3 separate regions of the Mus musculus genome follow, and regions 2 and 3 are each linked to region 1. The links are chromatin loops, found by intact Hi-C in ENCODE. Cell type or tissue: gastrocnemius. All regions are shown on one strand.

Region 1 (8,000 bases):
CGTGTTTATTAGCTATTCTTACCATTTATGATTAAACTTTAGTGAAACTTTGAGCTCATTGAGCCCTCAGCATCTTAACCTTTGCGCTTCTAGTGACCGGACTACTTGCTCACTTCTAAAACTTGTCACATAATGTTGCCTCTTAATGACTATAATCATAATAGTTCATTAGAGATATCTCCATGGACTGGTACATTCAGAGTGCATAATTATAAATGTGTGTATACTACATATATTTATTATAGTAAGTAACTCATTAAAATGCAATTTCATTCTTTTCATTTCAGATACATGAGGCACGCGTATGGCTTAGGAGAACATTATAATTCTGTTACACGGTTGGTGAACTCAGCTACTGAAAATTGCAGCTAGTTTACAAAATGTTACACTGCTTTATAGAGTGTGCCAATCTACCAAGTGCTAGATTGTTGTAAATGCTACTGAAGAACACAGCTACCTTACACGAGTTTTATGAATAAGCTTCCTAACAGCTTTAAGAAACACGTTGGATTAACTTTAACCAGTGCTCTCTCAGTGGCAGTTGTAGAACTTAAAGTCTATTGTGGAGGACGTCGTCATCACACACCAAGGTGTTACTCTTCCCGCTAATTATTTTTTAGGTGTCCTGCTCATTCTGGCTTGGAATAAATTTTGTTTTAGATTTTGGCCCCCAGCTTTATGTTCCAAAAATGAAGATTTCAATTTAATTTTTCTTAAAAGTGTGGCGACTCGGTGTCTGTCATCATAGGAACATATTGTCGTGACAGCAGCTTTATCAGCCTTATAAAGTGCTGGTGATCCCAGTGACCTTGGTGTTACTAGGGTCAGGAGTGCGCCGCTTTTATCAGCACATCTCTGCTGCTAAGAGGAAACTACTACAGCAGTTAAGAATTTTTGAATACTTATGAGAATCAGCATAAAGAAATGAATGAAATCAGTGGTAAACAGGTGTTAATTGTGTCAGTTTTGAATCTTTCTAACAAACTGGAGATCTCCCTTTTATGTATGTGTAGCTTCCTAAGTCTGTAACTCCTGCATTGCTGGTTTCTCCAGCAGAGGCTGGAGTCAGGGTTGAACCTTGTTTCTCTTCAACTGAGAATTTGTATCCTTGCCCCAACACTACTCAGCTGCTTTGCTTTCTCTGGAGCCTTTCCTACTGAGAGGCATCCAGTGGCCTCTCACTGCTCACCTGTGCAAGGTGATGCTGAAGTAATGCAGAAAGGGAGGGCCATGGCCACACTCGCTTGTTAAGTCTTCCCCCCTCCAGCTGTCCTAACAAGACCTCTGCTTGTGCTCACTTTCTAGGATTCAATGAAAACCCTGGCTACACATTATTTTGTTAAATAATGTATCACTTGTTTTCACTCAAGTGTTTGATTATTATATTTTATGTATAGCAAGAGTTGAAGGTGGCAGAAGCAGAGAGCTGTGTGGTAAAATCAGTACAGAAGGATTTTATGCGGAATGACTCGTGTTACTCAGATTTTCAATCACTTCGAGAAGTATTCTTTGTAACAGAGCTGTGCCCACACACAAGTCTGTTTGCTCTTCTTATGTAACAAAGTGCCATGGGATGGGGACACAGCTCTAGCAGAGCACTTGCCTGCCATGTGAGGCTCAAGGTTCAGTTTCTAGCACCAACAAAACAACAATTTATGAAAATGAAACGTTTTGTTGCAATCTGTTTTTTTCCAACTTAGAACTACAACTAAGTAGAGCATCATGTGTATAATATCTGGGCTTTTGACCCATGTATACTGTCTATGAGTAAACACTGGGCTTATGATGTTAAAAGCAGGTAATAGTCTGGCAGGCTGGCAGAGACTGCTCAGCAGAGCACGGACTTTCTGAGACCATTCCAGCTGACTAAAACATACTCTGCCTGCTATACAGTGTATTCTGAAGGGTGTATTCTGCTTTGTAACTTTTGATTCTTTTTTTATTCTGAAATTTATAAAAACATAAAGTTGTAAAATAAATGCTTTGAACCTATTTTGAAGTAATGTTATCTTCATCTTATAGTATCAGTCTTAAGGAGTAATAAAACAAAACATTATGAAACAGTTATTGAAAATTCCATTTTCAACAAAGATACTCTAAAGTAACTCATTAATGTTTTGTTGTTTTGACAAGGATTCAAATGTACTTAATTATGTATTTCTAATTTTTGTTTATGTTTTATTTTAAAATGGCCAGTATATTTATGAATAAAATGTATGGCCCACTTCTACCATTTTAGTGATAAATGGAAAAGTCTTCTAAAAACGGTAGGTGTTAATTTAAGAACCATGTATGCCAATTAAATTTGCTGCTGCTGGTCTGATGGAACTTCCACAGCTTTCTTTAGTCTTGATTAAAAACATTTATATCAAAATTCTAGAATGTGTCTTCACCAAGAATTTTATCTACTTACATATATTTATAGCCTGTAAAAAGTAAAACAAAGAATGTGTAACTATTGTGAGCAAGATAGCTTTGCTCATAATATCTGATGTTTACCAAGAGAATAAATGATAAAGGAGTTGAATCAACATGTGTATATTCAAATTGTCATTTGTTTAACAATTTTCAGATTTAGCAGTAGAACTCATTTTGCTTTCAGGCTTTATCCAGCCTTTGTTGTTTTTCCTCACATATTGAGAATGTTACAATCACAGATTCTTGCTCTTAAGGGCCTCTCAATAAATGCATGAGCATATCATTATGCCCAAAGTAAAGAGGGATAATAAGGTAGCAGCCAGTTAGGCTACTGCTTTTAGAAGAAATAAGGTGGAAGCTTGGGGCTACATTGATCAATGAATGTTTATTTTGGATCAGAAAGTTCTAAAAACATTGTGTAATATTTATGAGGGTCTTTGGTTTGGTTGTTTGTTTTTTTGTTTGTTTGTTTTTTTAAAGAAGGGCATCAGTGAAAGGCACATCTGTGTCAACTGGACTCTACAAATTGGTACCTGCCCACAATTAGTACCTTGGTGCAGTTGTCATGAACCCGTGAAAAAGCAAATCACTTGATTGTTGATAATAATTGCTAGTTTCATAACTTTAGTTTTTAACATTAGTAGAGCAAATGTTTTTTCCTGTATTGATTTAATTTATTTATTTTATCTTATTTAAAATCTTTCTCTATCTTTAAGCTCTGGTAGCATAAGTTCTTTCCCTTGAATCCACTTTTGTTTTCTCTGACTGAATACCCAGCCTTGGTTCTTCTTACTGACCACCCACCCTATTCTTTAATCACTGAACACACCCTGGCTCTCCCCCTCTCGACACCCACTCTTGTTCTCTCCTCGCTGAACACCTGCCCTTCTCACCTCACGGGAACTTTTGAGCTTTTATTCAGAGGTAAATGCTTTTCCTGCTTCACCGTTGTTTATCTGCTTTCCACAGTCAAATGGACCCCTCTTAGGCACTTGTCTCTGGATCCTCACACCCATGCTAGGTTGCTTAGTGGATGACTCTAGTGCCAACACACTGGGAACTAGTTACTTGCATGTGTTTATTTTCCCCTAGTTTAAGTGCTTAAAAATAACTTCTTTTTTTTTCTCTTTCTTTTTTAGAATTTAATATTCTTAATTTCTCCCCTTTCTTGCCTCCCCTCCATGAGTCCCTCATCCCATCCCCATCCCCTTTGCTCCTAAGAGGGTGCTCCTCACCCATCTACTCCTGCCTCACCCTTCTAACATCCCCGTTTTCTGGGGCATCAAGCCTCTACAGGACCAAGTGCCTGCCCTCCTACTGATGCCAGGTAAGGCAGTCCTCTGGTTCATATGTAGCGGGAGCCGTGGACCAGCCTGTGTATTCTTTGGTTAGAGGTTCAGTCCCTGGGAGCACAGGTCTTCCTATGGAGTGCAATCCCCTCATCTCCTCAGTCCTTCTCTTGACACTTCCATTGGGGTCTCTGGGCTCAGTCCAGTGGTTGGCTGTGAGTATCTACATCTGTCTTGGGTGCTGGCAGAGCCTCTCAGAGGACAGCCATACCAGGCCGTGTCTGCATGCTTGCATCAGCAATAGTGTCAGGGTTTGGTGTCTAAATGGGATGGATCGCATGCTGGGGCGGTCTCTGGATGGCCTTTCCTTTAGTCTCTGCTCCATTTTTGTCCATTTTTCCTTTAGACAGGAAAAATTCTGGGTTAAAATATTTGAGATTGGTAGCTAAATTCCTCAACTGGGGGCCATGTCTGTCTACTAGAGGTGGTCTTTTCAGGTTCTATCTGCTTGGTGTTGGGCGTTTCAGTTAATGTCATTCCCACTGGGTCTTGGGAGCCTCTAGCATCCTTGGTTTCTGGGACTTTCTAGTGGTCCCCCGGTACCTCCCATTCCCCTGATCCCCATCCCCTACTGTTAAACATTTCTGTTCATTGTCCTGGCCCTCTGGACTTCTTTCCTGTCTCTTCCCACCTAATCCTATTCCCCCTTTCCCCTCTTCCACCCAGGTTCCTCCCTTCCTCTGCCTCCTGTGATTATTTTGTTCTCCGTTCTAAGTGGAATCAAAACATTCACACTTAGCAATTGAGATACATCTGGGTTGTTTCCAGCTTCTGGCTATTACAAATAAGGCTGCTAAGAACATAGTGGAGCACATGCCCTACTGATATGGTGGAGCCTCTGTCATCCCTGGTTTCTGGGACTTTCTAATGGATGGGTGGGTGTATATGTTCCCAAGTGGTATATCTGGGTCTTCAGGTAGAATTGTTCAATTTTCTGAGGAACCACCAGATTTCCAGAGTGGTTGTACCAGCCTGCAATCCTACCAGCAATGGAGGAGTGATCCTCTTTCTCCACATCCTTGCCTGTAGCCTGAGTTTTTGATCTTAGCCATTCTGATTGCTGTGAGGTGGAATCTCAGGGTTGTTTTGATTTGCATTTCCCTGATGACTAAGGATGTTGAACACATCTTTAGGTGCTTCTTGGCCATTCTTGTTAACTACTGTTAAACGATTTAGCTTGGGCTGGAGAGATGGCTCAGTTGCTCTTCCAGAGGTCCTGAGTTCAATTCCCAGCAACCACATGGTGGCTCACAACCACCTGTAATGGGATTCGTTGTTCTCTTCTGGTGTGGCTGAAGACAGCGAAAGTGTGCTCATATATATAAAATAAATTGATCTTTTTAAAAAAAGATTTAGCTTACTAGGTGCTTATTAAGTGCTTCCCAAGTGTCTTTGGATATCATTTGAGAGGACAGTTTTGAGAATTTGTCATTAAATAAATGGCAGCTGTGAGTAGAGAGAGAATTGTGCTTGGTCATGAAGAGAATGCTTTCTATTTTACCTTGCCCTAGGTCTTTTGGTGATTGAAGAGGGAAAAGGGAACAACCCGAGAGCATTTTCTTTTCTCCCTTTTCAGGTATCCCTAGTCTGAGAATCCCAAATCTGAATTATTCCAAAATTTAGAACCTGGAGTACTGACCCTATAAATAGAAAAAGCTATACCATTGACTTTTAAGTTTCCTGCACAAAAACTTGAAAAAATATTATACAAAATTACTTGGACTATGGAAGGTCTGTATGATAGATATGAAGCATAGAACGTTTCATACTTAGACACAAGACTCAATCTCAAGCTGATGGTGTGTAAGCAAACAGTCCATAATTCTGAAGAACCCAATATCCACAGTTTCAAATGAGCCTCAGCCTGTAGCATGTAACTGTTACTCTACCTTTATCAATGAAGATAATGCCTGATTTTAATCTTCAAAGTAGAAGGAGCGTATAGATTAAATAAGTATTAAAAGCTATTTGATAGACTTCTCACGGAAGGTTTCTGGGGCCAGTGAAGATAAGCTATAGTGCTTCTGGGAGGAAGTGTTCATCACCAAGTCTGAAGGTAGGAGTTTGGTCTCTGTACCTCACAAGGCAGATGGAGAGAACTGATTCCACACGTTGCCCTCTGAACTCACATGTACCACACAGCCTTTATAGTTGTTTTATTTCATCAGTTCGCATGGCTGGCTAATGTAACTTACTGAAATACATTGCTGTCTCTGCAGAGGGCTGGTGAAGTGTTAATTTGCTAAATCAGAGTCTCTTGTGACTTCTTTTCTGTATCACCCGTGTTTATCGTTTCAGCCAGCACAGTACTACCAAGGGATGAATTGAACTCCAGATTATGAGTTTGTAAGAGATAAGAGGACCATGTTAAAAGTAGGTTGTTTTTGAGTTCTTCAGTCCCTGCTGTTGTGATCTTCTCCCTCAGTTTATAGGTTGAGAGTTGGCTCTCCTTGTTTTTATACTGTAGGATGAAGTGATTGGGGTTGTCTCGTGGACTGTGGTAGAAGAGAGGATGCTGATACTTCAGCAAATAAACTATGTAGGTTAGAAGTCGGTGTGCTGAATACAGCAGTTATATTTTGCTTGGCCCATGTAGTGATTTAACTTTGTTTAAAAGAAAAGATTAGTTGGTAGTTTAAAAACAAGGAGATTTCACTTTAAAATTCTTGTTTTCACCTTTTCAAGGGAAAAAAATAACTTCAAAGGGTTGTTGCTGCCAGGCCAGGGTTTCCTGGCAGGACTCTGTGGGAAGCTGGTAGCAGCTGTCTGTTGTAGGAGGACAGGCAGTCTGCTTAGTGTCAGCTAACTTGTGTTTCTTGTCTCCATCAGACATGTCCAGTGTCCAAGCCACAGTCCTGGCGTTACTGTAAGCCATTCCTTCCTGTGTTTCGCTTGCATTGTTTATTCCCAATCATTGGCCTCTGTAGATGTTTAGGAATTGATTGGTTTTGGTTTTATCTCTGTGTTTTGTTTTCTGCCTCCATCCCTTTATTGACTAGTTCCTTCTGATTTGTATGTTTTTAATATTTGGTAGAAGATATGTGCGTATCTGTTTGAATGTTTTAAATATTCAGTAGAAAAGATGTGTCTATCTGTATGTTTTAAAAATAGATTTTAGAGCAGTTCATCTCAATACATAATAATTAAATTCCTTCTCTGGAATCCGGTCCCATTGGCAAAAGATGTGATGTGATGCATTCATGTACTTGAGGAAAGTTGCTTAAAGCCTATATTCTCTATCAGAGGAACTAAGAAGTCCCTATTTATGTAATTATGCCGCTTGTACTTAAGGATGAAGCTTTAAAAATTACCTTACTTAGTGTACTGGCTAGTTTTGTGTCAATTTGACAGAGCTGGAGCTATCACAGCAAAAGGAGCTTCAGTTGAGGAAATGCCTTCATGAGATCCAACTGTAAGGCATTTTCTCAATTAGTGATCAAGGGGGAAAGGCCCCTTGTGGGTGGTGCCATCTCTGGGCTGGCAGTCTTGGGTTCTATAGGAAAGCAGGCTGAGCAAACGAGGAGAAGCAAGCCAGTAAAGAACATCCCTCCATGGCCTCTGCATCAGCTCCTGCTCCCTGACCTGCTTGAGTTCCAGTCCTGACTTCCTTTGGTGATAAACAGCAGTATGGAATTGTAAGCTGAATAAACCCTTTCCTCCCCAACTTGCTTCTTGGTCATGATGTTTGTGCAGGAATAGAAACCCTGACTAAGACACTTAGCAATAAAACTGGATAATTCTCTATTTTTCATCAGTGACATGGTCTTCTAAATTTTATGAACTGCTCATAGAGATCCAGTCTCCTAACCCATGGCAAGTTATTTTGTGCACTGTTTCTGACAGGTCATTATTTAGCTTTTCATTTGAACTTGTGTAAGAAGGGCTACCTAGGCACTCAGATATCCAATAAATATAGTGAAGTCATGATGGATGAGGAAGTAGATAGCCAAGTGTGGTGGTGCACAGTACTCAGAAGGCTGAGCCAGGTGGATTTCTGTGAATTCAAGGCCAGCCTGGTCTACATAGAGAGTTCTAGACCAGACATAGTAAGAGCACATTAAACAAAAGAGGAATAAAGAAGGGGATGTTGTCCCATGGATGGCAGCAGGGAGGCAGGTACTGCATGTGGTGTGCATGTGCTAACCACTGTGTCGGCTGAGTAGTGCTTACATCTCAGTGTTTAAATAACAGTGGGGATCTTGGTTTATTTGTGTATATGAAATTGCACAAAAG
Region 2 (8,000 bases), 150 kb after region 1:
CTAACGTATATGCTTTGGTTCGTGGTCCACTCCCTGGGAGCTCTGGGTGGTCTGACTTGTAGCACTGTTGCTCCCTCCATGGGGCTGCAAACCCCCTCACCTCCTTTAATCCTTTCTCCAGCTCCTCTATTGAGGACCCTCCTCGCCCCCCCCCCCCAACGCTCAGTCAAATAGATTGGCTGTGAGCTTCTGTTTTTGTGAGGCTCTGGCAGAGCCTCTCAGGAGAAAGCCATATCAGGATTCCATCAACAAGCACTTCCCAGCATCCACAATAGCATCTAGATTTGGTAACTTTATATAGGATGGGTCCCCAGATGGGGTAGTCTCTAGATGACCTTTTCTTCAGTCTATACTCCACACTTGGTCTCCATATTTCCTCTTCTGAGTATTTTGTTCACCCTTCCAAGAAGCACTAAAGCATCCACATTTTGGTTTCTTCTTAGGCGTCATATTGTTTGTGAATTGAATCTTGGGTATTCTGAATTTTTGTGCTAATACCCACTTATCAGTGAGTACATACCACGTGGGTTCTTTTGGGACAGAGTTACCACACTCAGGATGATATTTTCAAGTTCCATCCATCTGCCTGTAAATTTCATGAAGTCATTGTTTTTAATAGTTGTATTCCATCATATAAATGTACCATATTTTCTCTATCCGTTCCTCTGTTGAGGGACATAGGGTTATTTACAGCTTTTGGCTATTATAAATATGGCTACTATGATCATAGTGGAGCATGTGTCCTTATTACATGTTGGAGCAGCTTCTGGGTATATGCCCAGGAGTGGATAGCTGAGTCCTCAAATAGTACTATGTCCAATTTTCTGAGGAGCCACCAGACTGATTTCCAGAGTGGTTGTACCAGCTTGCAATCCCACCAGCAATGGAGGCATGTTCCTCTTTTCTCCACATCCTCTCTAGCATCTGCTGTTACCTGAGTTTTTGATCTTAGCCATTCTGACTGGTGTGAGGTGGAATCTCAGGGTTATTTTGATTTGCATTTCCCTGATGATTAAAGATGTTGAACATTTCTTTAGGTGCTTCTCAGCCCTTCAAGTTTTCTCACTTGAGAATTCTATGTTTAGCTCTGTTCCCCATTTTTTATAGGGTTATTTGTTTCTCTGGAGTCTAACTTCTTGAGTTCTTTGTATATGTTGGATATTAACCCTCTATTGGATGTGAGATTGGCAAAGATCTTTTTTCCTTCTGTTGGTTGCCGTTTTCATCTATTGACAGCGTCCTTTGCCTTACAGAAGCTTTGCAATTTTTTTCTTTATTTTTTATTTCATTTTTTATTAGGTATTTTCTTCATCTACATTTCCAATGCTTTCCCAAAAGTCCCCCATACTCCTACTCTGCTACCTACCCAGTCCCACTTCTTGGCCCTGGTGTTCCCCTGTACTGAGGCATATAAAGTTTGCAAGACCAATGGGCCTCTCTTTCCAATGATGGATAACTAGGCCCTCTTTTGATACATATGCAGCTAGAGACACGAGCTCTGGGGGGTACTGGTTACTTCATATTGTTCCACCTATAGGGTTGCAGACCCCTTTAGCTCCTTGGGTACTTTCTCTAGCTCCTCCATTGGGAGCCCTGTGATCCATCCAATAGCTGACTGTGAGCATCCACTTCTGTGTTTCCTAGGCCCCGGCATAGTCTCACAAGAGACAGCTATATCAGGGTCCTTTCAGCAAACGCTTGCTAGTGTATGTAATGGTGTCAGCATTTGGAGGCTGATTATGGGATTGATCCCTGGGTATGGCAGGCTCTAGATGGTCCATCCTTTCGTCTCAGCTCCAAACTTTGTCTCTGTAACTCCTTCCACGGGTGTTTTGTTTCCAATTCTAAGAAGGGGCAAACTGTCCACACTTTGGTCTTCGTTCTTCTTGAGTTTCATGTGTTTTGCAAATTGTATCTTGTATCTTGGGTATTCTAAGTTTCTGGACTAATGTCCACTTATCAGTGAGTACATATTGTGTGAGTTCTTTTGTGACTGAGTTACCTCACTCAGGATGATGCCCTCCAGGTCCATCCACTTGCCTAGGAATTTCATAAATTCATTCATTCTCCATTGTGTAAATGTACCACATTTTCTGTATCCATTCCTCTGTTGAGGGGCATCTGGGTTCTTCCCAGCTTCTGGCTATTATAAATAAGGCTGCTATGAACATAGTGGAGCATGTGTTCTTCTTTTTTTTTTTTTTAAATATTTTTCTATTATTATGTATTTTCCTCTATTACATTTAGAATGCTATCCCAAAAGTCTCCCATACCCTCCCCCCCCACTTCCCTACCCACCCATTCCCATTTTTTGGCCCTGGCATTCCCCTGTACTGGGACATATAAAGTTTGCAAGTTCAATGGGCCTCTCTTTCCAGTGATGGCTGACTAGGCCATCTTTTGATACATATGCATCTAGAGTCAAGAGCTCCGGGGTACTGGTTAGTTCATAATGTTGTTGCACCTACAGGGTTGCAGATCTCTTTAGATCCTTGGATACTTTCTCTAGCTCCTCCACTGGGGGCCCTGTGGAGCATGTGTTCTTCTTACCGGTTGGGACATCTTCTGGATATATGCCCAGGAGAGGTATTGTGGGATCCTCCGGTAGTACTATGTCCAATTTTCTGAGGAACTGCTAGACTGATTTCCAGAGTGGTTGTATAAGCCTGCAATCCTACCAACAATGGAGGAGTGTTCCTCTTTCTCCACATCCTCGCCAGTATCTGCTGTCACCTGAATTTTTGATCTTAGCCATTCTGACTGGTGTGAGGTGGAATCTCAGGGTTGTTTTGATTTGTATTTCCCTGATGATTAAGGATGATGATCATTTTTTTCAGGTGATTCTCAGCCATTAGGTATTCCTCAGGTGAGAATTCTTTGTTCAGCTCTGAGCCCCATTTTTTAATGGGGTTATTTGATTTTCTGGAGCCCACCTTCTTGTGTTCTTTATATATATATTGGATATTAGTTCCCTATCTGACTTAGGATAGGTAAAGATCCTTTCCCAATCTGTTGGTGGTCTTTTTGTCTTATTGACGATGTCTTTTGCCTTGCAGATGCTTTGCAATTTTATGAGGTCCCATTTGTAGATTCTCAATCTTTCAGCACAATTCATTGCTCTTCTATTCAGGAATTTTTCCCCTGTACCCATATCTTCGAGGCTTTTCCCCACTTTCTCCCCTAAACCTGATAAACAGCTTCAGTGAAGTAGCTAGATATAAAATTAACTCTAACAAATCAATGGCATTTCTCTAAAGGAAGGATAAATATGCTGACAAAGAAATTAGGCAAACAACACCCTTCACAATAGTCACAAATAATATAAAATACCTTGGTGTGACTCTAACAAAGGAAGTGAAAGATCTGTATGATAAGAACTTCAAGTCTCTGAAGATAGAAATTAAAGCAGATCTCAGAAGATGGAAAGATCTCCCATGCTTGTGGATTGGCAGGATCAATATAGTAAAAATGGCCATCTTGCCAAAGCAATCTACAGATTCAATGCAATCCCCATCAAAATTCCAACTCACTTCTTCAACAAATTAGAAAGGGCAATCTGCAAATTCATCTGGAATAACAAAAAACCTAGGATAGCAAAAACTCTTTTCAAGGATAGAAGAACCTCTGGTGGAATCACCATGCCTGACCTAAAGCTGTACTTCAGAGCAATTGTGATAAAAACTGCATGGTACTGGTATAGTGACAGACAAGTAGACCAATGGAATAGATTTGAAGACTCAGAAATGAACCCACACACCTATGGTCACTTGATCTTTGACAAGGGAGCTAAAACCATCCAGTGGAAAAAAGACAGCATTTTCAACAAATGGTGCTGGCACACTGGCAGTTATCATGTAGAATAATGTGAATTGATCCATTCTTATCTCCTTGTACTAAGGTCAAGTCTAAGTGGATCAAGGAACTCCACATAAAACCAGAGACAGTGAAGCTTTGCAATTTTATGAGGTCCCATTTTTTGATTCTTGATCTTAGAGCATAAGCCATTGTTATTCTGTTTGTGAACTTTTCCCCTGTGTCCATGTGTTTGAGACTTTCCCCCACTTTCTCTTCTATTAGATTATTGTGTCTGGTTTTATGTGGAGGTCCTTGATCCACTTGACTTGAGCTTTGTACAGGGAGATAAGTATGGATCAATTTGCATTCTTTTACATGTTGACCGCCAGTTGACCCAGTACCATTTGTTGAAAATGCTGTCTTTTTCCCACTGGATGGCTTTAGCTCCTTTGTCAAAGATCAAGTGACCATATATGTGTGGGTTCATTTCTGGGTCTTCATTTCTATTCCATTGATCTACCTGTCTGTCACTGTACCAATACCATGCAGTTTTTTTTTTTATCATTGTTGCTCTGTAGTACAGCTTGAGGTCAGCGATGGTGATTCTCACAGGATTTCTTTATTGTTGAGAATAGCTTTGGCTATCCTGGGTTTTTGTGATTCCAAATAAAATTGTGAGTCACTCTTTCTAACTGAAGAATTGAGTTGGAATTTTCGTGGGGATTGCATTGAATCTGTATATTGCTTTCAGCAAGATGGCCATTTTTACTATATTAATCTTGCCAACCCAAGAGCATGTGAGATCTTTCTATCTTCTGAGATCTTCTTCAATTTCTTTCTTCAGAGACTTGAAGTTCTTGTCATACAGATCTTTCACTTGTTTGGTTGGAGTCACACCAAGATACTTTATATTGTTTGTGACTTGTGAAGGGTGATGTTTCCCTAATTTCTTTCTCAGCCTGTTTATCCTTGAGTATTGGAAGGTCACAAATCAGTAGTCTTACTGATTTGTTTGAGTTAATTTTGTATCCAGTCACTTTGCTGAAGTTATCATCCGTAGGAGTTTTCTGGTGGAATTTTTGGGTCATCTAAGTATACTATCATATCATCTGCAAATAGTGATATTTTGACTTCTTCCTTTCCAATTTGCATCCCTTTGACCTCTTTTTGTTGTCTAATTTCTCTAGCTAGAACTTCAAGTACTATATTGAAAAGAAAGGGAGAGAGGGCAGCTTTGGCTAGTCCCTGATTGTAATGGAATTGCTTCAAGTTTCTCTCCATTTAGTTTGATGTTGGCTACTGGTTTGCTGTAGATTGCTTTTACTATGTTTCCGTATGGGCCTTGAGTTCCTGGTATTTCCAAGACTTTTACCGTGAAGGGATGCTGAGTTTTGTAAAATGGATTTTTTTTTTTTATCATTTAATGAAATGGTCATGTGGTTTTTTTTCTTTGAGTTTGTTTATATAGTGGATTACGTTTATATATTTTCTGATATTGAAAACACCATACATTCCTGGAATGAAGCCTACTTGATCATGGTGAGTGAGCGTTTTGATGTGTTCTTGGATTCAGTTTGTGAAAATTTTTATTGAGTATTTTTACATCAATATTCATAACGGAAATTGGTCTGAAGTTCTCTTTCTTTGTTGGGTCTTTGTGAGATTTTGGTATAAGTGAAAACTGTGGCTTCATAGAATGAATTAGGTAGTGTTCCTTCTGTTTCTATTTTGTGGAATATTTTGAAGAGTGTTGGTATTTGGTCTTCTTTGAAGGTCTGATAGAACTCTGCACTAAACCCATCTCATCCTGGGCTTTTTTTGGTTGGGAGACATTTAATTACTGCTTCTATTTCTTTAGGGGTTAGGGGACTGTTTAAATGGTTTACCTGAAATTGGTTTAACTTTGGTATTTGGTATCTGTCTAGAAATCTGTCCATTTCATCCAGATTTTCCAGTTGTGTTGAGTACAGGCTTTAGTAGTACTATCTGATGATTTTTTGAATTTCCTCAATTTCTGTTCTTATGTCTCTCTTTTCATTTCTGATTTTGTTAATTTGGATTGTGTCTCTGTGCCCTCTGGTTCATCTGGCTACTGGTTTATCTCTCATGTTGATTTTCTCAAAGAACCAGCTCCTGGTTTTGTTCATTCTTTTTTATAGTTATTCTTGTTTCTACTTGTTTGATTTCAGCCCTGAGTTTGATTATTCCCTGCCATTTACTCCTCTTGGGTTTATTTGCTTCTTTTTGTACTAGAGCTTTCAGGTGTGCTGTTACGCTGGTAATCTATTTTCTCTTCAGTTCCTTTTTCGAGACACTCAGAGCTATGAGTTTTCCTCTTGGCAGTGCTTTCATTGTCCGATATGCTTGGATATGTTGTGCCTTCATTTTTGTTAAATTCTAAAAAGTCTTTAATTTCTTTCTTTATTTCTTCCTTGACCTATTTGTCTTGAGTAGAGTGTTGTTCACCTTCGAATCTTCACTCTTTTCTCTACCTGTTATCCTTAGGTTTGGTCTTCTCATTGTGTCTCATCTCAATTTCCTGGATGTTTTTGTTTGGGAGTCTTTTGGATTTTGCATTTTCTTTGACTATTGTTTAAATGTTTTCTATGATATCTTGTGCACCTGAGATTCTCTCTTCTATATCTTGTATTCTGTTGGTGATGCTGGCATCTATGATGCCTGATCTCTTTCCTAGGTTTTCTATCTCCAGGGTTGTCTCCCTTTGTGATTTCTTTATTGTTTCTATTTTCATTTTTTGAGCCTGAATGGTTTTGTTCAATTACTTCACCTGTTTGGTTGTGTTTTCCTGTATTTCTTTAAGGGTTTTATGTCTTTCCTCTTTAAGGGCTTCTATGTGTTTACCTGTGTTCTCCTGTATTTATCAAGGGAGTTATTTATGTCCTTCTTAAAGTCCTCTATCTTTATCATGAGATATGATTTTAAATCAGAGTTTTGCTTTTCTGGTGTTTTGGGGTATCCAGAGTTCACTGTGATGGGAGAACTGGTTTCTAATGATGTGAAGTAACCTTGGTTTTTGTTGCTTATGTTCTTGCCCTTTCATCTCACCATCTGGTTATCTGTTGTTAGATGTTCTTGGTGTCTCTCACTGTGGCTTGTCCCTTTTGCAAGCCTGTGTGTCAGTATTCCTGGGAAACCAGTTCTCTTTGGGAGGAATTTGGTTATGGAGAGGAGTGGCAGAGTGTCAGCTCTGGGGTGCAGATACAAACCAGAGGGATCCTGTCTTCTGCCATTCCTTGGTTCCTGTGTTATGATGGCTCTTGAAAGGTCCGTTTTTGGCCAGGAATTTGAACAGAAGTGATGGTCTTACCTGTGCTCACAGGTGTGTCAGTACTCCTGGGAGACCAGCTCTTTCTTGGTGGTATTTGGGTATGGAGTGCTGTGGCATAGGATAAGCTCTGGGATCAGGGGGAAACCATAAGGCTCTTGTCCCAGGGTGCTCCTTGGTTCCTGTGTCCTTAGGTTTCTAGGTACGTCCCTCTGAGAAGAAGTGGTGATCTTACGTGCAGTCACAGGCTTGTCAGCACTCCTGGGAGGCTAGCTCTCTTCCAGTGGTATTTGTGTATGGAACGCTGTGGGACAGGATCAGCTTTGGACACTATGGCATAGGATCAGCTCCAGTTCCAAGAAACTGGAACACATACTGAAAACATTTTCATAATATTTATTCTGCAGATCTATAGTGTAGTATTTGCAAAATTAATGTTATTCCTGGTATCTTCCTTCCTTTTTTAGTATTTTTTTATAGTCTTCCTTCATTTCCTTGACAAGGCCTATGCCAAGGAAATTTAAAAAGCTAATATGAATGGATTGTTTTCTTTGTTTCTTCCTTAACATATTGATCATTGATATATATAGAAAAGCTGTTGAGTTTTGCATGCCAATTTTGGATACTTTGCTGAAAGTATCGGTTTTAAGAATTATCTTGTGAAGGCAGCAGTTTCCTATTTTACTTTGCCATAGACATGAGTGCTTCCTTTATCTCTATCTCCTACTTCATAGGATAGCTGTTCTTGAACTATCCCCATTCTTAGAGACTCCATTTGTCTATACACAGTTTTCATACACCATCATTTTCCCAATATATCTTACTTTTGATCCTTGTTGAAGTAACTTTCAGAGATTGCCTTACTTCTCTTCTAATAGGTTACCAAGTATCACTAACTAGAGTTCAGTACTTTTTCCAT
Region 3 (8,000 bases), 260 kb after region 1:
AGAAGTTTAATTTCTTCACTTCAAGTTTTGTATATTATCTTAGGATGTATAGTCACAGTGTTTGGGGAGCAAAGCATACATAGCACTCAGACACAACATCTCCTTCTACTCCTGCTCATATTCCCTTCTGAGAAATCCCCTTACGGAACTGCAGGAAGGCATGGCTTAGAAAGGTTCTCCTCCTTGCAACCTTCCTCCAAGAATTTTCTCATCCCAACTGCGGTTGTGGTATACTTGATTCGGAGTTGCTGAGAAAATGAAATGAAACAGTTAATGAGAAAGAGTCCAGGCTCCACTCACACACTAGGTAATAAGACAATTAACCAGTAAGAAATAACTCCCCCCTTCCTTTATTTTTTACCACAGGAATTCCTTCAGGGGTGGGGTTAAGTCTCCCAGCATGACAACGAATACGTAAATGGTCATTTGGCTTACATACTTTTCAAGGGACAATAAGACATAATGGCTGGGTATTATCTGAGAAATGCTTTAAAGACGACTTTGAAATGAAGCTAAGTGTGGTCTCTTTTGCAACAGAGAGGAGATGAGATCTTCCTGCATGTTTTCTTTAGCGTATGGAAGGCATGATTAACTGTCTCGTGAAAGGATTGAGTTAAAAATGTAATTACCATAATGAAGTCAATGGCGTATTTGGAGATTAGTCGACAGTAAGCTAGTGTTTGCCTGAAACTCTGCAGCATTTGAGGGAGGAAACGTGGCTCCAGTGCTGGCCAAATAAATATTTGGAAAGGTTCAAATGAAAGAAGGGTCAGATATGCTTTTGTTTCCTACAAGAAACCTTTGTCAAGTCAGAATTCTGCGGTAAGACCTGGATTCCCTGGGTGTGAGTGTCAGTTAGATGCATGGGACTCTCCTTGTGTTATTTCTTACAATTTTGCTTTTCTGCTAAATAATATTGAAGATATAGGGCTTTACAGGGCGAGACTGCTTAGTTTTCTCTTCAGAAACACTAGTGCAGGAGATTTCATGGCAAGTTATTATAGATTCATAACTTCAATCCAGTCTTTCTCTCCATAGGATTCCTCCTCCCCGTGCTCCCCCAATGAACATCCTCTCTGCAGTGCTCACTGAAGCTTTCGGAGTTGCACTTGTAGGCTATGTGGCCTCGCTGGCTCTCGCACAAGGATCTGCCAAGAAGTTCAAATATTCAGTTGATGACAACCAGGTGGAGTGTGCCCCCAGGCCCTCTCTAGCCAGGGATTTTCACTGTTCTGTGGCCTCTCAGATACTGAAAATGTCAAACGCCTGAAAAGACAACTTTTCTAAATGTGTAGCAAGCATGGGCAGAACAAAATAGGGAAGTCTCTGAGTCACTCACAGGAAGCTTAGAACCTAGCTTTCACAGAGTATAGCATATTAATTTCATCATTCCCTCTTTTTATCTATATGTCTGTCAGAGGAAAGCCTTTGTTCTTTGTTTCCACTGTGTGAGTCCCTTGTATTGAGCTCACATCAGCAGGCTTGGTAGCAAGTGCCTTTACCCACCGAGTCATCGCACTGATCCTTCTAATATATTTTTAAAGAAACACACACACCTTCATGCTCTTTCATTTGGTTTTAGGAGAGAATCCAAGGGTGGTTATCATTTCATGATAGATAACTTTGAAAACTTAGGGATTTCAAAGTGGAACACTAGTAATTACTCTTCTTAAGGCCCTTCGGGATGTGAAGTTTTGTTCCTACAGACCTAAGAGTGCACATACAACCTGTTTACTGAATCCATTCTCCCAGTGTCTTTTTCATGCCCCAAGGCCTTGTAGAGCTCTCTGGTCCTGAACAGAAGCTGCAGTAGACTGCAGACCAGTGCAGAGTTACCCGCACATAGAGTTCACACTGAGGTTTGGGGACCTCCGTTCTCTCTGTGTATGTCTATTAAGCTCCACTATAGGTGCCAGGGATAAAACAGTAAACAACACAGATGAATGTGAAACTCAGAAACTCCTCGGGTCTCCCTTCTTCGATGTCAAATCACAGACCTCATTATCATGGCTTTCAAGGAGGGCACATGTGGATGGGCAGTGTGCTGTACCCATGTACATGGGAAGAGTCATGGATAACTGTACAGGCTGGGGCCTAGACTTGAAGTGATGTGATTAGGATGGTAGAAACCTATAGGGTAGTTAGTGTCTTAGTCAGGGTCCCTTTTCTGCACAAAACATCATGACCAAGAAGCAAATTGTGGAGGAAAGGGTTTATTCAGCTTACACTTCCACATTGCTGTTCATCACCAAAGGAATTCAGGACTGGAACTCAAGCAGGTCAGGAAGCAGGAGCTGATACAGGGGCCATGGAGGGATGTTACTTACTGGCTTACTTCCCCTGGCTTGCTCAGCTTGCTCTCCTATAGAACCCAAGATTACCAGTCCAGGGATGGTACCACCCACAGTGGGCCCTCCCACCCTTGATCACTAATTGAGAAAATGCCTTACAGCTGGATTTCATGGAGGCATTTCCTCAAGGGAGGATCCTTTCTCTGTGATAACTCCAGCTTGTGTCAAGTTGACACACAAAACCAGCCAGTACAAGTAGTTACTGATTTCCCATTAGCCATCAAATGTTGATGACAAATAGTAGGTTGGATGTAGCAATCCAGAGTTAAGAAGAGTAGTCTAAGCTGAAGATGTAGATTTGGGAGTTGCCAGGGTGTGTTTGGACAGTTAAGATGTGGACAGACAATAGAAAGGGTCCTACAATTGCAATCGGTTAGATAACAAAAGAAACTGAGAAGTGACAGGTGGAGAGATAGAGGCAAGCTTGGAAAGTGTGGGGTACAGGAAGCCGATCAAAGGGACCTTTTAAGGAGGATAGAATGAGCAGTTGTGGAAAATGCTTCTTCATACCAGGTTGGAGTTGGTAAGGCAGAGGTCATTGAGGAAAGGGTGAGAGTAAAATCCCAACTGGGAATACTTAGAAAACAGGGATAGGCCATGGGGCAGTGGAAATCATGAATAATTTAAAATCTCCTCATGAGTTCATTATGAGAGCTGAGTGATGCTCTTAGAATAGACTTTGGAGGATTGCAAGCAGGCTATGAATGTTAGCTATTTTTATTATAAACTATTACATCTTAGCTGGTGCGGTGAATAGTAGCTGAGCATAAACAAGCTTCATTCTTTGACGAATTGTACCTGGGACCATAGAAGGGGATTATGATAAAGAAATGTTCCATTCTCCCATAACTAATCTCGCAGGAATTTTTGGCCCATGGCCTCAGCAACGTGATCCCTTCATTTCTCTTCTGCATCCCAAGCGCTGCCGCCATGGGAAGGACGGCTGGTTTGTACAGCACCGGCGCAAAGACGCAGGTAACAACTATTCTGTGGGGAAAGGGGGGCTGTGGGGCCGTCACCCCTTTCTCAGAGTGGAAGGCTGCTCTGTTGAGTCTTGAAAACGTTGCTGATTCACGTTTTCTAAGCAGTTTCTAGAAGTTCTTCCTCCTTCCCTCTCCTACTCCCTCCATCCTGTTATGACTCCCCTCTTTTTCGAATTTTTCCCATCAATGACTTTTCCACAGGCTATGATGCAAAGAGCAAACTGCGGCATTCCTTGCCCACAGTAGCTCTATTAGAAATCTTGAAGCCAGAGCTCCCTCTAGCGGTCTCTTAGTTAAGCTAAACAGCACGACTTTCCTGACTTTCTCTCTCTCTCTCTCTCTCTCTCTCTCTCTCTCTCTCTCTCTCTCTCTCTCTCTCTCTCTCTCTCTCTCTCTCTCTCCCTCCCTCCCTCCCTCCCTCCCTCCCTCTCTCTCTCTCTCTCCCTCCCTCTCTCTCTCTCTCCCTTATCATAAAATAAAACCAAGCCTAGGCAGAATATATCTTGACAAGAACATTTCTATGTATCGCAGTGAGCACATGTGCCAAATATCTATTCTATATATGCCAATATTTGAGGTTAAAGGAACAATAGTTTTATATATATTTTAGAAACTCAAATGGATTCATATTTCTTGCAAGCCTGATATATACTGGGCATCCTTCTGTGTAAGGGTAGGATGATAGTAAGGATGATATAGATGGAAGTGGAAACAATATCACCATATTGCGTGTCAGGCATTGTGTGTCTTCTTACATAAATGGACTCAAACTTCAGGCAACTCACTGAAAGATGTAAAATAGATGTTCTCAGTTTCTATGTGACAAAGTTGATGAAAGAAATTGGCCCAGGTATTGTGTTATGAAACTTTTCCTGGGGAGACCCAAAACATATATCTACTCAGTCAAGATAGGGATCCCACAACAGATTTTATGGATGTATAATACAGATGATACCAAAGTCCAGCTTAGGGAACCCATGAGTTTTATTGAAGTTACTTACAGGAATATGGGTGAAGGGTTGCTTACAGGAGCAGAAATAACTCAAAGAAAGATGCACCATCAAAGCGCACCCCAGGATGGGTGACAGTTGACGAAATCTGGGAACCTGGAGCATAGTGCGCAGTCTCCAGGCAGCTCAGCAGGCTAGAGAGTGTCAGCTGCCCCCGTTGGTCTAAGCTTCTGCAGGTAGCCAGCTGGTTTCTTCCGGGCAGCTGCTCTGGCTTGAGGATATTCTTTGCAGCTTGGCTTATCTGTAATGATTCCGTAGTCTTCATTGTGTACTCTTGGGAGGTCCTAGCGCATCTGGTCAGATTAGGGAGTTCCTGAAGCTACTTTGAGCTGTTTACTTGCTGACATAAGGAGCTTCTTTGCAGAGTGGAATGCCCAGAACTGCAGTACAATCCCATGTCCCAGACCTTGGGAATAGCAAAGCTGAGGTTTAAACTCTGAGTGATTTGTACTCATAACCAGTGACCCATCAAAGAAATTGATGTATATCATAAGAAATTAACAATCACAGCTAACCATTATGAAATAATAAGAATTGGATAAAAATCAATAAACAATTTTACATGCAAATGTGAACATTTATTAGAGGTTTATCTTATATTACTAATATAGTTTTTAAGTTGTAGAGCAACTCATGAGAAAAGTGTAAGTTTTGTGACCTTATGGGAAAGGTTCAAGATAAATACAGATAAACACTAAGTATTGAATAAAACTGATGCTATGCGCCAGTGATTCTCAACCTTCCTGATGCTGTGACCCTTTAATACATTTCCTCATGTTGTGGTGACCCCCACTATAAAATAATTTTGTTGTTACTTCAAAACAGTAATTTTGCTACTGTTATGAATCATAATGTAAATATCTGAGTTTTTCAGTGGTCTGAGGCAACTCCTGTGAGAAGGTCTTTCCACTCTCCCCATGGCGTTGCGACCCACAGGTTGAGAACCATTGCCATGCACCACAGCGCAGAGAAAAAAATTGCAAAATCAAATTGGAATATATTACAATTTAACAAATAATTAACTTGTTTAAGAAACTAAATTCTTATGTAAGCTCAGATTCATGACATCACATGCTTTGATGGGTTTCTATGAAGTTTAGTGATTTCAAATCCAGGTTCATAGTGTCTCTTGGTTGGCACAAACCTTTTTGTAATTTACTCTTAAATGATTGCAACCATTTTCTCTTGCGACTCCTTCCTGTAGCATTCTAGGTTGCTATAGATTTTCTACCGGCCTCTCTTTAGAAAGTGAGCATGTTAGGTTGTTTCCATTTTTAGGCTGAATGAATGAAATGTGCCAAGGGAAGGTTCTGGAAGCTGGACTTGCACTCTGGTTCCTCCATGGGTGACTGCACCAGAAACTCCTCAGGTTTAAGTGGACTCAGCTGACAAAGCAGAGTTACAATTGCATAAAGATGAACTGTCACATGCTCAGCTGGTGAAACACATAAGCAGTCAGAATCCACTTTTGAAATGCCAGTGATTATAATTGAGTTTACTAGGTTTCTGCTGTTAATGTTTTAAAGCAAAGATGTTTGTGTGTGACTGGGACAGCTTTCTCTTGGGATGGTTTGCCCATCCTAGTTGGCCCTCAGACTTGCTGCTGGTGCTTGAGAAAGCTGATATGATATTGTCACTTGTCTTAGAGACAGAAAGGCTGAAATGCAGCCCTGATGTGTAGCCACTGTGATGTGTATCCACCTTGATGTGTGCCATCTCTGCCCTTAGGCGCATTGCAAGCATTTTTAATCACTGCATAAGTGATAAGAAAATTCTCTGATCAGTCTTTGTAACTTTCAACAGTAAAAGTTTCAGAGAAAGAACACTTCGGAAAATTTGTCCTAAGTATGAAATCTTAGTGGGCCAATAACATCGTTTACTAGAGTGGGGATACAGGATGCTCTGTCTTTGTTCTGGGGTCACATGTTTGAATGATTGGAACAAGAGAACACCTCTAAAGACTTTTTGCTTTATAAAGATTTCTCCCACTTGCATGGTATTCTCTTCATCAAACTTTACAAGAAATGAATTTAGAATCTAGCAAAAACACTAAAGGCTGCCGGCAGAATATTCTCAGTGTACCCTCCTTGCTGAGGTGATAGCTCTATTTCTTAACCACTGTTGTCCAACTGCACAGGAAGAGAATCTGAACTCATGTGCATGCTCAAACCGAGGATGCTTTGCTATCCATTTCAGACCTTTTATGCTGCTACCACTAAGTATACATAGGTATAGTAGCTAGCTGACTTGAAGAGAGCGCTAAGCATATTTTCAAAGTTTGGCTTTATCTAGGGTACTTGTAAAAAAACCCCTTTCACACTTCATGATTTCAAAGCGCAGGCTCTTCAACGTCTCTGCCTCCCTTAGGCACTGGAATGCATACCCACTAAATTAACTTGGAACACATAAAAGCCCTTCAACTTTTTAGCTAATTACAACTCATCAAAGCCCAAATGATAAGCACATTACCTTTATTAATTACTTTACCGCCTGCAACAGCTTCAGTATTCTCACTGGAATACTGCACTGCGATATTTTTGTGTAGTAGTTATCTATTTAAGGCTAGAGGGGTAGCTAAGTGATAATAACACCCTCATCTGCCATGCCAGGATTCAATCCAGCTCCACAGACAACAGCATCTTCTTTCTTCCTTCAGTCCCAAAAAAGACTTTGCGTAGGTCAGAAATTTATTTACCCTAAACAGTCTTTCCCTTGTTCCTGTGTCCCTTCCTTCTTAAGATTTCCTGATAGTTTTATTTATTAAGCATGTGTCATTCAGTGTGCAATGTGCACACCCATGCAGTGTCTGCCGAGGCCGGAAACATGGTGTTGAATCTCTTGACACTAGAGTTACAGGCAGTAGTAAGCCACTTGCTGTGGGTGATGGGAACTGAACTCAGGTCAGAGAGTAGCAGCTGGAGCCCTTAACGGTAGAGGCATCTCTCTAAACCCCACTGGCCTGGGTTCTACCTCATATTCAGCTTTCCAGTACATGACTCTTCTCTGTCTGCTAGGCTCCTCTCTCTGCCATGCCTTCTTGTTCCCTCTTGACTGCTTTCTTCTCTTCTGCAGCCATCACTAAGGCTTGTGGGCTGTGGGTCTTCTCTTCACATTTTGTGCACCGTTGACATTTTGTGCTCACTAATGTGACTGTATGATTGATAACTTCTTTCTAGACTGGAATTAAAAACCCTGGAGAGCACAGCTTCCATCTGCTGCATTGTGTCCTTGGTGTTCATTTAGCCAGGGACCTGGCATGTCATAGATACTATATGTCTGTGCATGAACACAGTCAACAAGAAAGAAAAATGGCTAGGAATGGTGTAGGATACAATTTACCAGTTTTGCTGCCATTATGCCAGAGATTTGGCTTTTGTTCCTCAAGCAATTTTTATTATAATTAATAAATTTTAAATGTATTATAGTACATTTATTGTTGGAAAAAAAATCTTTTTTAAAATCAGGCATTTGGTGACATACTTTAGAGAAGTGCTGTTTGAAAGAAATATAGTATGATTTACCTAAGTAAGTAACTTAAGTTGTCTAGTGGCCCCATCTTTAAAAATGAAAACCTATTAAAACTGATTTTAATACATTTTAACTTACCTGATAGAATAAAATAATTATAATTTCAACATGGATTAGAGAAGTACACA

Evidence for each region. Peaks named below come from ENCODE experiments on the same cell type or tissue, not always from the same donor. Only the 100,000 strongest peaks of a DNase experiment are listed, where the experiment ranks them.
Region 2: it touches region 1 in a loop (2.1-fold over the local background); 6 of 42 quality-filtered maps call a loop at or near these places.
Region 3: a loop joins it to region 1, with 4 times the contacts of the local background. A loop is called at or near these places in 19 of 42 quality-filtered maps.

The regions. Positions count from the first base shown.
Region 1 is chr4:14,804,036-14,812,035 of GRCm38, reverse strand. It overlaps Otud6b (OTU domain containing 6B), which reads left to right. Exons shown (of 7, transcript NM_152812.4): 7 at 288-2,531. The coding sequence ends at 372. It also overlaps a transcript of Lrrc69 not described here. Among named protein-coding and RNA genes, the nearest start is that of Lrrc69, 12 kb to the right of the region's middle. In gastrocnemius, no CTCF peak of the experiment used is centred here; a DNase peak (open chromatin) is centred at 3,922.
Region 2 is chr4:14,650,048-14,658,047 of GRCm38, reverse strand. It overlaps a transcript of Lrrc69 not described here. Among named protein-coding and RNA genes, the nearest start is that of Slc26a7, 32 kb to the right of the region's middle. In gastrocnemius, no CTCF peak of the experiment used is centred here; no DNase peak of the experiment used is centred here.
Region 3 is chr4:14,539,488-14,547,487 of GRCm38, reverse strand. It overlaps Slc26a7 (solute carrier family 26, member 7), which reads left to right. Exons shown (of 19, transcript NM_145947.2): 8 at 1,039-1,186; 9 at 3,213-3,326. Among named protein-coding and RNA genes, the nearest start is that of Slc26a7, 78 kb to the left of the region's middle. In gastrocnemius, a CTCF peak has its summit at 3,602 (motif pointing left); a DNase peak (open chromatin) is centred at 3,593.